3 separate regions of the Homo sapiens genome follow, and all the other regions are linked to region 1. The links are chromatin contacts, found by Hi-C in ENCODE. All regions are on one chromosome and are shown on one strand. Each heading gives the region's core, a stretch centred on a gene start or an enhancer-like site at or near the end of the contact. The rest is flanking DNA. Distances are from core to core; before and after follow the strand shown.

Region 1 (4,282 bases), core at 1-2,500:
TCAAGAGGTTGGCACAGGCCAGGCACACTCACGCCTATAACCCCAGCACTTTGGGAGGCCGAGGCGGGAGGATCACCTGAGGTCAGGAGATCGAGACCAGCCTGGCCAACATGGTGAAACCCCATCTCTACTAAAAATACAAAATTAGCTGGGTGTGGTGGTGCACACCTGTAATCCCAGCTACTCGGGAGGCTGAGGCAGGAGAATCACTGGAATCCAGGAGGCAAAGGTTGCAATGAGCCAAGATCATGCCATTGCACTCCAGCCTGGGTGACAGAGAAAGACTCCGTCTCAAAAAAAAAAAAAAATTTGGCATAAAGGCAGGTGAGATGTCTCCTGATGGAGGAAGGGCATGGGTGCAGACTCCTGGGTCTCTCAGGGAGGAGACCGCTGGGGCCTGGATTCCTGAGATCCCCATTGGCTGGAGGGGTGGAGAGGGCCAAAGATGGACTCTTGGGTTCCTTGAATGAGGAGGACTAGCAATGTGGCTCCTCTCTCCCCAGAACCCTGACTCTGGGTTACATACAGGCCAGATAGTGAAAATTCAAGTTGAGACCCCACCCTGCACCCCGACATCAGGATTGAGGAGCTGCCCCCAGCAACAGGCATTCTTGACTCACACCACTCCTCTCCTGGGTTGAGGGGAGGAGGGGGACCTGGTGAGTCATCTGGTGACTCATCCCCACCCCCCCCCATCTCTAAGCACCAGGGAAACCCCAGCCCCTGGCTATGTCCACGAGGTCCTCACCCCACCCTGCTGCCAGACTGGTGACTGTTGGACATCTTCTGGAGGAAATGGATAGGATTCGCGCTGGGGGGAAGAGAGGCCCAAGAAGGAGTTAGCCTCCCAGGACTCTTTGGTGCCCAGGAACAGGGGACCTAGAGGTCTCCCAGATTTGGGGTGTTCTCATGCAATGCCCTGATCTCAGGGACCCCAGAGGACAGTGGACACCGCTGAGGGAAAAACTGCAGGAAGTTTTCCAGTGGAGGGCTCTGCTGGGACCCCAAAACTTTGCCGGGCCCCACCCCTTCCCATATCCCCACCTCAAGTGCTAAGAGATCACTTATTAAATTAAAAGGATTTCCAAGAGTCAGGGACGTCTCTCCCAGCCTGGGGGTGTCCTTCCCAAACTGCTACATTCCCAAGTAAATTAAGAAGTCCCAGCCCTGAATAACGGACTGGAAACTTACCGAGAGCCGCGAAAAAAGTCAGAGCTGGAGTCGGAGTCTTGTCCCTCGCTCGGGCCTCCGTGCCCCGCCCTTCTCCTCCCTCCTTTCACCCTCCCGAGGCCCCCGCCTCTCTCACCGCCTTCCTCCCTCCCTTGCTCTCCCCTCCAATCCAGAACCCTTTCTCTCTCGCTCGCTCTCCTTCTGCGTCTCTTCTCTCCCTCCTGCCCTCACTGTCTGGGCCTCCTTCTCTCTTGCTCCCGTTTCTCTTTCTCTCCTCCTCTCAATATATACTGACCCTTTTATAAACCCACCCTCACCGCACCCAGCTGAGGTCGGCTGCCAGTGGGAGGGCCCAGGCACTCCGGTTCCTCTTTCTTTGGGCCCCCACCCAATCCCTCCAGACAGACATCATCTGGGGCTCCCTCCCAGGGTTGAGATGAGAAACTCTTGGAATGGGGTTCTTGGGGGGGGCAAGCGTCAGGGGTGGGAGGGCCCGATTCTCAGGACCCTTGAGTTTTGAGGTCTTGCCCTGGGGCCGGATGTCTGCTTTCCCTGATGGAGCTTGGAGCTGGATAGGAGTCTGGGAAAAGAGGCCAGATTTCTGTGGCATGGACTTGAGATTGGGCTGGTGAAGTTGGCCCCGTGGTGGGGGGTCAGAGGATGGGAGATGAAATTTGTGAAACTCGGCAGGGCGTTGTGGCTCACGCCTGTAATCCCAGCACTTTGGGAGGCCGAGACGGGCAGATCATCTGAGGTCAGGAGTTCGAGACCAGCCTGGCCAACATGGTGGAAACCCGTCTCTATCAAAAATACAAAAATTAGCCGGGCGTGGTGGCGGGCGACTGTAATCCCAGCTACTTGGGAGGCTGAGCCATGAGAATCGCTTGAACGCGAGAGGTGGAGGCTGCAGTGAGTTGAGTTTGCACCACTGCCTTCCAACCTGGGGGACAAAGTGAGATTCTGTCGCAAAAAAAAAACAAAACAAAACAAAAAACAAACAAACAAAAAAAAAAACCTTGTGAAACTCTGGAAGCGGGGAGGAAGCGGAAGCTAAGAATCCCAGCGCCATCATTTCCTGGTTCAGTGACCTTGAGCCAATTATTTCACCCACCTGGGCTCCAGTATCTTAGTCTATGTTGAGAGTATAATAATGCTGACAAAATACTAATACTGATAATAATAATTCTGATACTTATGCTGAATGAATAAGGTAATACTGGCACACTCACACACCTAACCTGTTCCTTCCTTCATCAAACATTTATTGAACATGTACTCTGATCTGGGAGTTAATAATGAAAACAGACATGAGCCCTGCTGGTATTATGGAGCTTGTATTCTAGTAGAGGAAGACAGACAAGAGAAAACATCAATGATGAAGATAAATCTCAGATAAGGATAAGTGACTTGAAAAATAAATACAATAGGCTGGACGTGGTGGCTCATGCCTGTAATCTCAGCACTTTGGGAGGCCAAGGCTGGAGGATCACCTGAGGTCGAGAGTTCAAGACCAGCCTGGCCAACATGGTGAAACCCTGTCTCTACTAAAAATACAAAAATTAGCCAGGCATGGTAGTGGGCGCCTGTAACCCAGCTACTCAGGAGGCTGAGACAGGAGAATTGCTTGAACCCGGGAGGCGGAGGTTGCAGTAAGCTGAAATCACGCTACTGCACTCCATCCTGGGTGACAGAGCAAGACTCCATCTTAAAGAAAAAAAAAAATAAAAGAAGAAAAGAAAAATAAATACAATAATAAATCAAACAGAGTGATGGAGATAATGACAGAGTGCAGGGAAGACTACTTGAAACAGGAAAATCAGGGAAGGCCTCTTGGAGGAGGTAACATTTGAGCTGAAGACAGGAGTCATTTGAACGCTGGGGTTGGGGAGTGGTGGGGGGGCGTCGGGGGGAGAGGAAGTGCAAAAGCTCTTAAAGCTTTTGAGAACAAGCTCAGGTTGTTTAGGGAGCAGACAGAAGGGCCAGTGTGGCTGGAGCACAGGGAGACAGAGGGAGTGGTGAGAAGGGAAATCAAAGGGTGCCCTTGAAGACTAGGGGAGGGGCTTGGATTTCATTCTAAGTGCAGTGGAAAGCCATTAGGTTTTAACAGAGTGTAGTACCAAAGATTTTTATTTTTTTTTTGAGATGGAGTCTTGCTCTGTCATCCAGGCTGGAGTGCAGTGGCATGATCTCAGCTCACTGCAACCTCCACCTCCCGGTTCAAGCGATTCTCCTGCCTCAGCCTCCTGAGTAGCTGGGATTACAGGTGCCCGCCACCACGCCCAGCCAATTTTTGTATTTTTAGTAGAGACGGGGGTTTCTCCATGTTGGCCAGGCTGGCCTCGAACTCCTGACCTCCAGTGATCTGCCTGCCTTGGCCTCCCAAAATGATGGGATTACAGGCGTAAGACACTGTGCCTGGCCCCAAAGGTTTACTGTTAACTATTATTATTAATTTTGGGGATATTAAATTAGGGTCGGGGTGATGACTACTATGTACACGAGTCTCTTGGGAGGGGACCAGGTGCCCAGAACTCTGATAAATTGAGAGCAGGGGAATTCAAATCCTGGATCCAGGGAAGGGAACTGGATGATGGGATGTCTGGGTATCTGATGGGCCAGAGCTGGGTTTGGGATAGCTGTTGGTGATTCGGGCTCCCTGAGGGGGTGAGGGATGGACAGTTCAGTGCTTGGCTGGGTACCCCAAGACCTGGAAGCTGGAATACCAGTATAGCACAGACTCTAGAGCCACACTGGTTGGACTCAAAATCCAAGCTGTTTTACTCAATGGCTGTGTAATTTTTGGCAAGTTACTAATAACTTCTCTATGCCTCAGTCTCTTCATCTGAAAAATAGAGATAATAGTAAATACATTATAGGGCAGTTCTTAGGGTAGTGCTAGTCATATCAGGCATTGGGGCTCTGAGTGGAGTCAGTACTGGGGGACCCTGATTCAGGATCTCTAGGAGTTGGGGAAGGGGCAAATTCTTGGGTCCATTGGGTCTCAAGGCTAAAGTTGGGAATCCAAAATGAGGGTCCCTGGGGGAGAATAAGTAGTCTCAAACTTAAGTGCCTGAGAGACAGAAACTGGGGTCCGCACTCAGATCCCTAAGGA
Region 2 (4,282 bases), core at 774-3,273, 1.5 Mb after region 1:
GCCACCATGCCCGGCCGAAAAATTTTTTAAAATATTTATTTATTTATTTTGAGACGGAGTCTCACTCTGTCACTAGGCTGGAGTGCAGAGGTGTGATCTTGGCTCACTGCAACCTCCACCTCCCGGGTTCAAGCGATTCTCCTGCCTCAGCCTCCTGAGTAGCTGGGACTACAAGTGCATGCCACCATGCCCAACTAATTTTTGTATTTTTAGTAGAGACAGAGTTTCACCATATTGGCCAGGATGGTCTCGATCTCCTGACCTCATGATCTGCCCACTCTGGCCTCCCAAAGTGCTGAGATTACAGACATGAGCCACCATGCCTGGCCTATTTTCATGTTTTTAAAGATAAGGTCTCACTATGTTGCCCCGGATGGAGTCTAGTGGCTAAATGTGGGCACGATCATAGCTCACTGCAGCCTTGAACTCCTGGCCTCAAGGGATCCTCCTGCTTTAGCCTCCCAAATACCTGGGACTACAGGTGCATGCCACTGAATCCAGCTTGTTCTTCAGTAATAATAACAATAACAGCAATCGCAGCAGTAGTATTTGACTTTCTTCTGAAGGGCATTTTTGTTAGAAACAAAAGAAGAGAGAAAGAACAAAAAATTTTAAAGCACAAATAAATAACTTTTTTTTTTTTGAGGTGGAGTCTCACTCTGTCACCCAGGCTGGAGTGCAGTGGTGAGATCTCGGCTCTTCGCAACCTCTGCCTCCTGGATTCAAGCAATTCTTCTGCCTCAGCCTCCTGAGTAGCTGGGATTACAGGCATGTGCCACCACACCCAGCTAATTTTTGCATTTTCAGCAGAGACAGGGTTTTGCCATGTTGGCCAGGCTCGTCTGGAACTCCTGACCTCAAGTGATCTGCCCGCATCAACTCCCAAAGTGGTGGGATAACAGGCGTGAGCCACTGCGCCCGGCCGTATTATCTCATTTGAACCCTTGCAACACTCAAGGCGGTATGACTTATTATTATTCCCATTTACACATATGAAGACTGAGCCTCATAGAGGTTGTAAATTACCTGAGGCCTCACAGCTGCTGTAGGAGGAAGCTTCTGACATTACCACTACAATCTTTGAGCAAGCATGAAAGCCTGAAATGTCACAGAACAGGCTAGAGATGGGAAAGGAATGAGGATTTCAACACTGTCAGGTGGAGTAAGGAATCATAATTCATTGTTAACCTCCCAAACGGCCACTAACAGAGAATTTGGGGAGGCAGCAGAGTGGGTGCGGTTAGGGGCTTGGGAGGTGGGCATGCACGTGTCATCCTCTCTAGGTGTGGCCTCAAGGTGAATGACTTCCTCTGCCTCTGGGGTTCAAGCGATTCTCCTGCCTCAGGCTTCCAGTAGCTGGGATTACAGGCACGTGCCACCACACCAGGTAATTTTTGTATTTTTAGTAGAGACGGGTTTCACCATGTTGGCCAGGCTGGTCTCGACCTCCTGACCTCAAGTGATCCGCCCGCTTCACCTCCCAAAGTGGTGGGATTACAGGCTTGAGCCACGGCTCCCTAAATAAATACATCAATTTTATTTAAATCTTACAGCAATCATATGAGACAAAAGCTTTTAACACCTGCACTTTATATTCGAGGAATTAAAGTTCTCAGAGGCGACTAAAGACCAAACTCAGGGCTGAGGAGTTCCAAAGCTGAGTTGAGTTGCAAATGAATCACCGAGGACCACCGGAGCTTTCTAGCGACCCTCGCACCAGGGAACGAACCCCTGTGGTTTAAGGGCTCCAACCCACAACCCAGTTCCTTTGGCGGGAAACAGCACCCTCCCAAGGCCCCGCCCCTTCCTGGCCCCGCCCCGTCGTCTCTGGGCCCGGCTCCTGGAGATGGGTATTATTAATCTGCCTTCTATGGGGGACCTGGCCCATCTCGGGTATCAGCCCCGCCCCTACTCGTCCAGTCTCCGAACGCTCTGCAGCCAATCGGCGCCCGAGGGTCGGTCCCCGCCTTCTCAAGCCCCGCCCCCTACCCTTATCCCTGGCAGCTTCCGCTAAACGGGCTCAGAGCCACGCGGCACGCCCGGGAGGCTTTCTCTGGCTGGTAACCGCTACTCCCGGACACCAGACCACCGCCTTCCGTACACAGGGGCCCGCATCCCACCCTCCCGGACCTAAGAGCCTGGGTCCCCTGTTTCCGGAGGTCCGCTTCCCGGCCCCCAGATTCTGGCATCCCAGCCCTCAGTGTCCAAGACCCAGGCAGCCCGGGTCCCCGCCTCCCGGATCCAGGCGTCCGGGATCTGCGCCACCAGAACCTAGCCTCCTGCAGACCTCCGCCATCTGGGGGCACTCAACCTCCTGGAGCCAAGGGCCCCACGTCCCACCCAGAGAAACTCTCGTATTCCCAGCTCCTAGGGCCAAGGAACCCGGGCGCTCCGAACTCCCAGCTTTCGGACATCTGGCACACGGGGCAGAGCAGAGAAGCCTCAGCGCCCAGCCTGGGGAATTTAAACACTCCAGCTTCCAAGAGCCAAGGAACTTCAGTGCTGTGAACTCACAACTCTAAGGAGCCCTCCAAAGTTCCAGTCTCCAGGTGCTGTTACTCAACTCAGTCCTAGGAACGTCGGGTCCTGGGAAGGAGCCCAAGCGCTCCCAGCCAGCTTCCAGGCGCTAAGAAACCCCGGTGCTTCCCATCATGGTGGCCGATCCTCCTCGAGACTCCAAGGGGCTCGCAGCGGCGGAGCCCACCGCCAACGGGGGCCTGGCGCTGGCCTCCATCGAGGACCAAGGCGCGGCAGCAGGCGGCTACTGCGGTTCCCGGGACCAGGTGCGCCGCTGCCTTCGAGCCAACCTGCTTGTGCTGCTGACAGTGGTGGCCGTGGTGGCCGGCGTGGCGCTGGGACTGGGGGTGTCGGGGGCCGGGGGTGCGCTGGCGTTGGGCCCGGAGCGCTTGAGCGCCTTCGTCTTCCCGGGCGAGCTGCTGCTGCGTCTGCTGCGGATGATCATCTTGCCGCTGGTGGTGTGCAGCTTGATCGGCGGCGCCGCCAGCCTGGACCCCGGCGCGCTCGGCCGTCTGGGCGCCTGGGCGCTGCTCTTTTTCCTGGTCACCACGCTGCTGGCGTCGGCGCTCGGAGTGGGCTTGGCGCTGGCTCTGCAGCCGGGCGCCGCCTCCGCCGCCATCAACGCCTCCGTGGGAGCCGCGGGCAGTGCCGAAAATGCCCCCAGCAAGGAGGTGCTCGATTCGTTCCTGGATCTTGCGAGGTCAGCTCCCGCTCCCCCGGGAGGTGGGGAAGAGTGTTACGGATGGCGGGAGTGGTCACGTGGACAGGACGGGGCTTTGGGGCCCCTGGAGCAGAGACTTCCCTCTAGAGTCTTAGGAAAACTCGACAGGATATTGAGGGGAGGCTCCAGCCCTCGGGAGTGTGAGTCTAGTCTCCTGGGGAAGGGGTTTCTAAATCTGGGGGCCTGGGTACATAAGTGGGGTCTTATAGAGGGAGAAGAAAGTGATTTGGGGAGACATAGGAGGGTCTGCCTAGGGGAGAAAGACACTGAGGGGAGGGGACCCCAGGAGGAACTTTTGCGGGGGGAATCTTTGCGTGGTCAAGGGCCCCAAGATGGGGCTTCTAGATATAATTTGGGGCCAGGGTTGGAGAGTTTGGGTAAGGAGCCCCTGGAGGATCTGAGATCTGAGTAACTCCCACCAGGCCCTCTTCCCAGCCCTGGGGCACCCCCACACCACGTGTCACTCGGACATAACCAGGCTCTGTTTTTGGCCTCCGCTTCCCGCCCATTTCAGCTGGGGTCTGGCCGCTTCCCCTTTATCTTTTAGATCAGCCCTGCCACCCCTGCCTTTCCCTCCCGTTTCCTCCTCTGTCTGGGCCACCCCCTAGCAGGCAGCCCAGAAGAGGACCAGTTAGAAAGGGGAGCAGATTCTTTTCCTTCTCCTGGCCTCTGCCCCGCGCCCCCAAGAATGGCCTCCCCCACTTTGAGGAGGGCGGGGGGCAGAGGCCCCCTTGCGCTTGCCTTTAGGGCTTGCTCATTCAGTGTCTCCACGTTGGGGACTTCCTGGAAGTTGGGGGAAGGAAATGATGAGTCACGGAACAGGGTTCTCCAGCCTCTGGGGCGTCAGTGCAGGCTGAGATGCGAGACTGGGGCAGGCTTGGTGTCCCGAGTTGAAGCCTGGGAGCACCTTCTGGCTGGGGGAGATTAGCTGGGTCCTGGCCCAGCCTGGGCCTGGGTGGTACAGGCGGACCTTCAGGCAGGCACACCCACTCCGAGGCTGTTTATGAGCACAGGCCTCCCCTGCGTGCCAAAACAGCTGTAGCT
Region 3 (4,282 bases), core at 895-3,394, 1.3 Mb before region 1:
CATCTGCACAAAGCCTTTGCAATGTCATGGAAATTCTTTGATATGATTCCCCAGTCAGGCAGTTGAAAGATCATCCATCAAACAGGTGGATGTCTTGATTAGGGCTTCAGAAAAATATGAATATTTCAGCTGTAAGCTTCCCCATGACTGTCAAATCTGCTACTCATAAGACAATATCCAATCTCAAAATTCCTAGAAAGCTTCAAAATCCCTAACCCACAACTCAGTATGCTTAATTGTAAATGCACGAAATAGGAGCATCTATCTCAGAGAATGGCTGTGAATACTCAAAGCCTGACTTCTGCCACACATTTAGAGCACCTCAAGTGCTCAATACGGATGAAGAGGAATGACACTATTAGCCCTTAACGCCCAGGTTTCCCCTACATCTGTCTCCTCGCTTCCCCCACAGCATGCCTGCAAAGACAAGGCCCTGGTCCTGTTCTAGATCCCATATAGATTTTCAAACCATGCCAAGCCTCCATATTCAGCCTCCCAGCTCCACCTAATTCCTAACTTCCTAAGACACACCCAACCCTGATAGTCTATTACATCCCAGCCTCTTTCACCAATACTCAATAAGCTCAGCCCCAGTTCCTGGCCCTGGAACTGCTCTCCAGCACCTCCCGGGGAAGCACATGCTACCTACAACAGTGACTGTCACATATCAGAAGCTTAATCAACATCTGCTGACTACAGGCTGAGGGATCCCCAAACCCTCTGCAGTATACAAAGATGCTTGCTTGCTCATTTAGAAAGCACCAGGCTTCGCAGACACACCCTCAGCTACTGAGATCTTCTGAACAGAAGAATGCTCTGCAGATACTGCTAGGTCCTATCTGGATCAGTGGTTTCCCCAACAACAGGGTCATATACCAGTTTAGTGCTTCACAAATAGCTTGTTTTAAAAAGTAAATAGAACAAAATAGTTCTTCACAGCACAGCACAAGTAGTAAGTGGAAATGTCAATTCGTGGAAGGTGAGTTAATGTTAATACATTATGTTATATAATGTTAAATACATTATGACTGTCTGTACCAGGTCTCAATGAAAAAATGTATCTTAATGCAGATCACGGTCAACATGGCCCAGGTTTCCCCTTGAAAAGCACTGTAATAGTGGGTCTAGATGACCCTCCAGACTCTTCCAGACTAATGTAGATTAATTCTAACTCTCTCAATAACCCCCAGGGTAATGCAGAATCTTAAAACATTTTTCATTTGAATTACTGTCTGAAGGGCAAGTATATCTAAGCTGGGCAAAATTTCCTCATTCTCTTTCCGTATTATTATTCGCCACAAGCTGCTCTGACCCCAAAGGCATTCGAATTTGCTCCAGGCATCAAAACTGCATTCCTGCAGTCACATTAAAGCCATCTAGATGGTTCCAGGTCCTTCTAACTGCCCCCAGCCTCCTGTCACCCATTATTAGACACTACCCATACCTTGGAGACCCCAGACCCTCAGTACATCTCAATATTTGGCGCCCTTCCCTGGTGGGCATAACCCAACCCCCTAGGGGGCCCTAAATGACTTCTTAGCCCTTGAACACTCCTTCTAGGCCTGATAAATGGCCCCAGACTTATGCAGACCAGTTGCATCCTCAGGCCAGCCCATGCAGACACTTTCCAGCCCTAAAAGACATACCCCAGGCCTCTAGATGGCTCTGAAGATACTCTTCAGGTCTTGCAGACCCTCCTTCACCCCTGGGACATATCTCAAGATCTCAAGATGGCCCCAGAACCCTCTAACCAGACCCTAGCCTCCGGTCAGCCCAAAAAGACAATCTACAGTGTCTACAGACACGATCCAGGCCAGCTGTGTGATGGAGGGCAGGCCTTAGGCTCGGTCTAGGCCCAGAGACGCCCCAAGTCCTCTCGGAGACGCCCCATAGACGCCCCCAGGAACCCACGGATGCGTCCCGGGGCCCTGAGAAGGCCCCCCTCTCGGCGCCAGGTTTCGCCGCAGCTGCCGGGCCCGAGACCGCCCCGAGAAGCCCTCTAGGACCCGTGGCTTGTGGGGAGGACCCCGGGACAACTAGCGACCCAACTCCGCCCCGCCCACCCCAATAGGCCCGAGCCCCGCGGCCCGGACTGCCGCCGCCATCTTACCCCGCCGCTCGGGCTGCGGCTCCGGCCCCGGCGCGGGGCGGGGCGGGCTGGGGCGGGGTTCGTGAGCAAAGGAGGAGAGAGGCGGAGCTAAAGCGCCGCCGAGCTTGCCGGGATTTCAAGTACCGAGCACGGCGACGTGAAGGCCGGCGGGAAGGCAACCGCACTCGGTTTCCCAGAAGCCAATGGGACACATGGGGCGGGGTCCGCGCGATGCACGCCGGGAGGCGTAGTCCGCGCACCGCCTCTGTCGCGCGGGGACAGCTAATGGGGTGAGAGGTGAAGTGGGCGGGGCCGCGGTAGCCCGCGATGACGCCCCACAGTGCCCTGCGCGCGCGCGGAAAGGGTGGCGGAACAGGAGGTGACGTAAGAGGCGCCAGGCAGAACAGACGCAAGGGAATTGTAGTCCGGCGGAGTGAGCACGACTTGCTGGATGTTGTGCTGCCCACATTCTGGGGCTCTCAGAATCCAGATCCTCTAGGCCCCCCTAAATTTAGAACCAGACGGGATGCAGTGGCGCACACCGTAGTCCCACTCGGGAGACTGAGGCGGAAGGATGGCTTGAGCCTAGAAGTTAGAAGCCAGCCTAGGCAATATAGGGAGACCCCGCCTCTAAAAAAATAAAAATAGGCCAGGCGCGGTGGCTCACGTCTGTAATCCCAGCACTTTGGGAGGCCGAAGCAGGCGGATCATCTGATATCAGGAGTTCAAGACCAGCCTGACCAACATGGTGAAACCCAGTCTCTACTAAAAATACAAAAATTAGCCTGGCGTGGTGGCTAACGCCTGTAATCCCAGCTACTCGGGAGGCTGAGGTAGGAGAATCGCTTGAACCCGGGAAGCGGAGGTTGCAGTGGGCCAAGATCGCGCCATTGCACTCCAGCATGGGCTACAAGACGGAAACTCCGTCTCAAAAATAAACAAATAAAAATAAACTTAGAACCTAGAAGCCCGACCCCATAGCCGCCTCGTTCAGTACAGAGAAGTCTGAATTCCGAATCCTCTCACTCAGAGCAGTGTCCAGACTCCTATTTCCCTCCTCCCTCCGACTCAGGAGTCTGATTCTTCCTTCCTCGGATCCAAGAGTCGGTCTCCCAGACTAGTCCTGGTCTCAAGCTCTCACATACGAATTCGGGTCCCCCCAAGCCAGTGCCCTCGCTCGGATCCAGAATCCTGGGTCCCCAGCCTCTCCAATTCCTGGACCTAAGAGTCCAGGCCCCCGGCTCCCTCCTTTACCGAACCTAGTACGAAGGAACCTGTCTACCTTCCTCCCTGACACCCTCCTCCCCAGGACCCAGGAGTCCACATCTCCAGCCCCATTTTCTCCTAAGGACCCAGGAGTCTGGGCCCTCTGCTTCCTTCTCCTTCAAGACCCAGAAATCCTGGCCCCAGGCTCTTCATGACCCAGGCATCCCTACTTGGGCGAGCTGGCTCATGGATTAGGAATGCAGTGATCTCACGGCCCCTCCCTGCCCCGTTACCCTGCTGTCCCCCTCTAGGGCCCCACTCTCCTCCCAGTCTGTCTTCCGCTTGGCTGGGACAGCGGGAACCGGAAGCCTGGGTCCCTTAGCGGGCGGAGACTCTAGCTTCTAACCCAGACGCCGGGGTCGAAAGCTTGGCTAGGATCCCAGGAGGGAGGTGGAGCTACTCCTCAAAACCTGCTGCTTCCTCGGAGCGCCCTATATACGGCCGCGCGCGCGAGTCGACGAGCTCCGCCTACCATACTAAGGCCTCGGAGACGATGCCCCAAGCAGCAGTGTCACAGGGGTCCTTATTTGCATAGCCCCTCCCCTGAGGAACTTTCCGCCCCGTCTGCTGAAAGAATAAATTCTTATTAGCATAGCCACGCCCACAGACCGCCCTCCCGCTGAGAGCGCGTGGCGCCGCTCAGGGCAAAGCACAGGTCTCTCATTAGCATAGCCCCGCCTCATTCGGAATTCCCCTTCGCAGCGAACGCCGTTCCCTTTCCCTTATTAACATAGCTCCTCCCTTTCTTTGGCCCGTCCCCCTCCTTAAGTGTCCGGAGACGCGAGCCCTCCTTGCCAGAGCTCATGATTATGCAGTAGCCTCATTAGCGTAGCCCGCCCCCCCGGGTCCCGCCCGGCTCCCCCGCAGGCGGTAGCGAAGGCAGCAGCAGCGGTGGCGACATGAGCAGCGGGGCGGCGTCCGGGACAG

The links. A loop is a pair of places that touch in the nucleus more often than their neighbours do. Pooled maps may share reads with other maps.
Region 2: a map of CD4-positive, alpha-beta T cell shows a loop between it and region 1 (5-fold over the local background). The contact joins the promoter of SLC1A5 here to the promoter of EMP3 in region 1. A Hi-C loop is called at or near these places in 1 of 168 maps with a recorded cell type or tissue (CD4-positive, alpha-beta T cell), 1 of 37 single-sample maps with no recorded cell type and 8 of 50 pooled maps.
Region 3: a loop to region 1 is called in a map of CD4-positive, alpha-beta memory T cell, with 9 times the contacts of the local background. The contact joins the promoter of SCAF1 here to the promoter of EMP3 in region 1. A Hi-C loop is called at or near these places in 1 of 168 maps with a recorded cell type or tissue (CD4-positive, alpha-beta memory T cell), 1 of 37 single-sample maps with no recorded cell type and 12 of 50 pooled maps.

Annotation. Positions count from the first base shown.
Region 1 is chr19:48,322,520-48,326,801 of GRCh38, reverse strand. EMP3 (epithelial membrane protein 3 (MAM blood group)) reads right to left here and starts at 1,250. Exons shown (of 5, transcript NM_001425.3): 1 at 1,192-1,250. It overlaps LOC124904735 (a long non-coding RNA gene), which reads right to left. Exons shown (of 2, transcript XR_007067284.1): 2 at 3,280-4,012. RefSeq lists enhancers at 367-436, 727-776, 1,377-1,426 and a silencer at 2,004-2,235.
Region 2 is chr19:46,786,335-46,790,616 of GRCh38, reverse strand. SLC1A5 (solute carrier family 1 member 5) reads left to right here and starts at 2,023. Exons shown (of 8, transcript NM_005628.3): 1 at 2,023-3,217. The coding sequence starts at 2,652. RefSeq lists silencers at 1,706-1,865, 2,836-2,885, 2,896-2,945 and enhancers at 1,811-2,105, 1,754-2,355, 4,162-4,282.
Region 3 is chr19:49,640,071-49,644,352 of GRCh38, reverse strand. It overlaps SCAF1 (SR-related CTD associated factor 1), which reads right to left and starts at 2,144. Exons shown (of 11, transcript NM_021228.3): 1 at 2,111-2,144. It overlaps RRAS (RAS related), which reads left to right and starts at 4,210. Exons shown (of 6, transcript NM_006270.5): 1 at 4,210-4,282. The coding sequence starts at 4,255. RefSeq lists silencers at 1,934-2,223, 4,084-4,282 and enhancers at 2,254-2,603, 2,714-2,813, 2,354-3,023, 3,024-3,693, 3,694-4,282.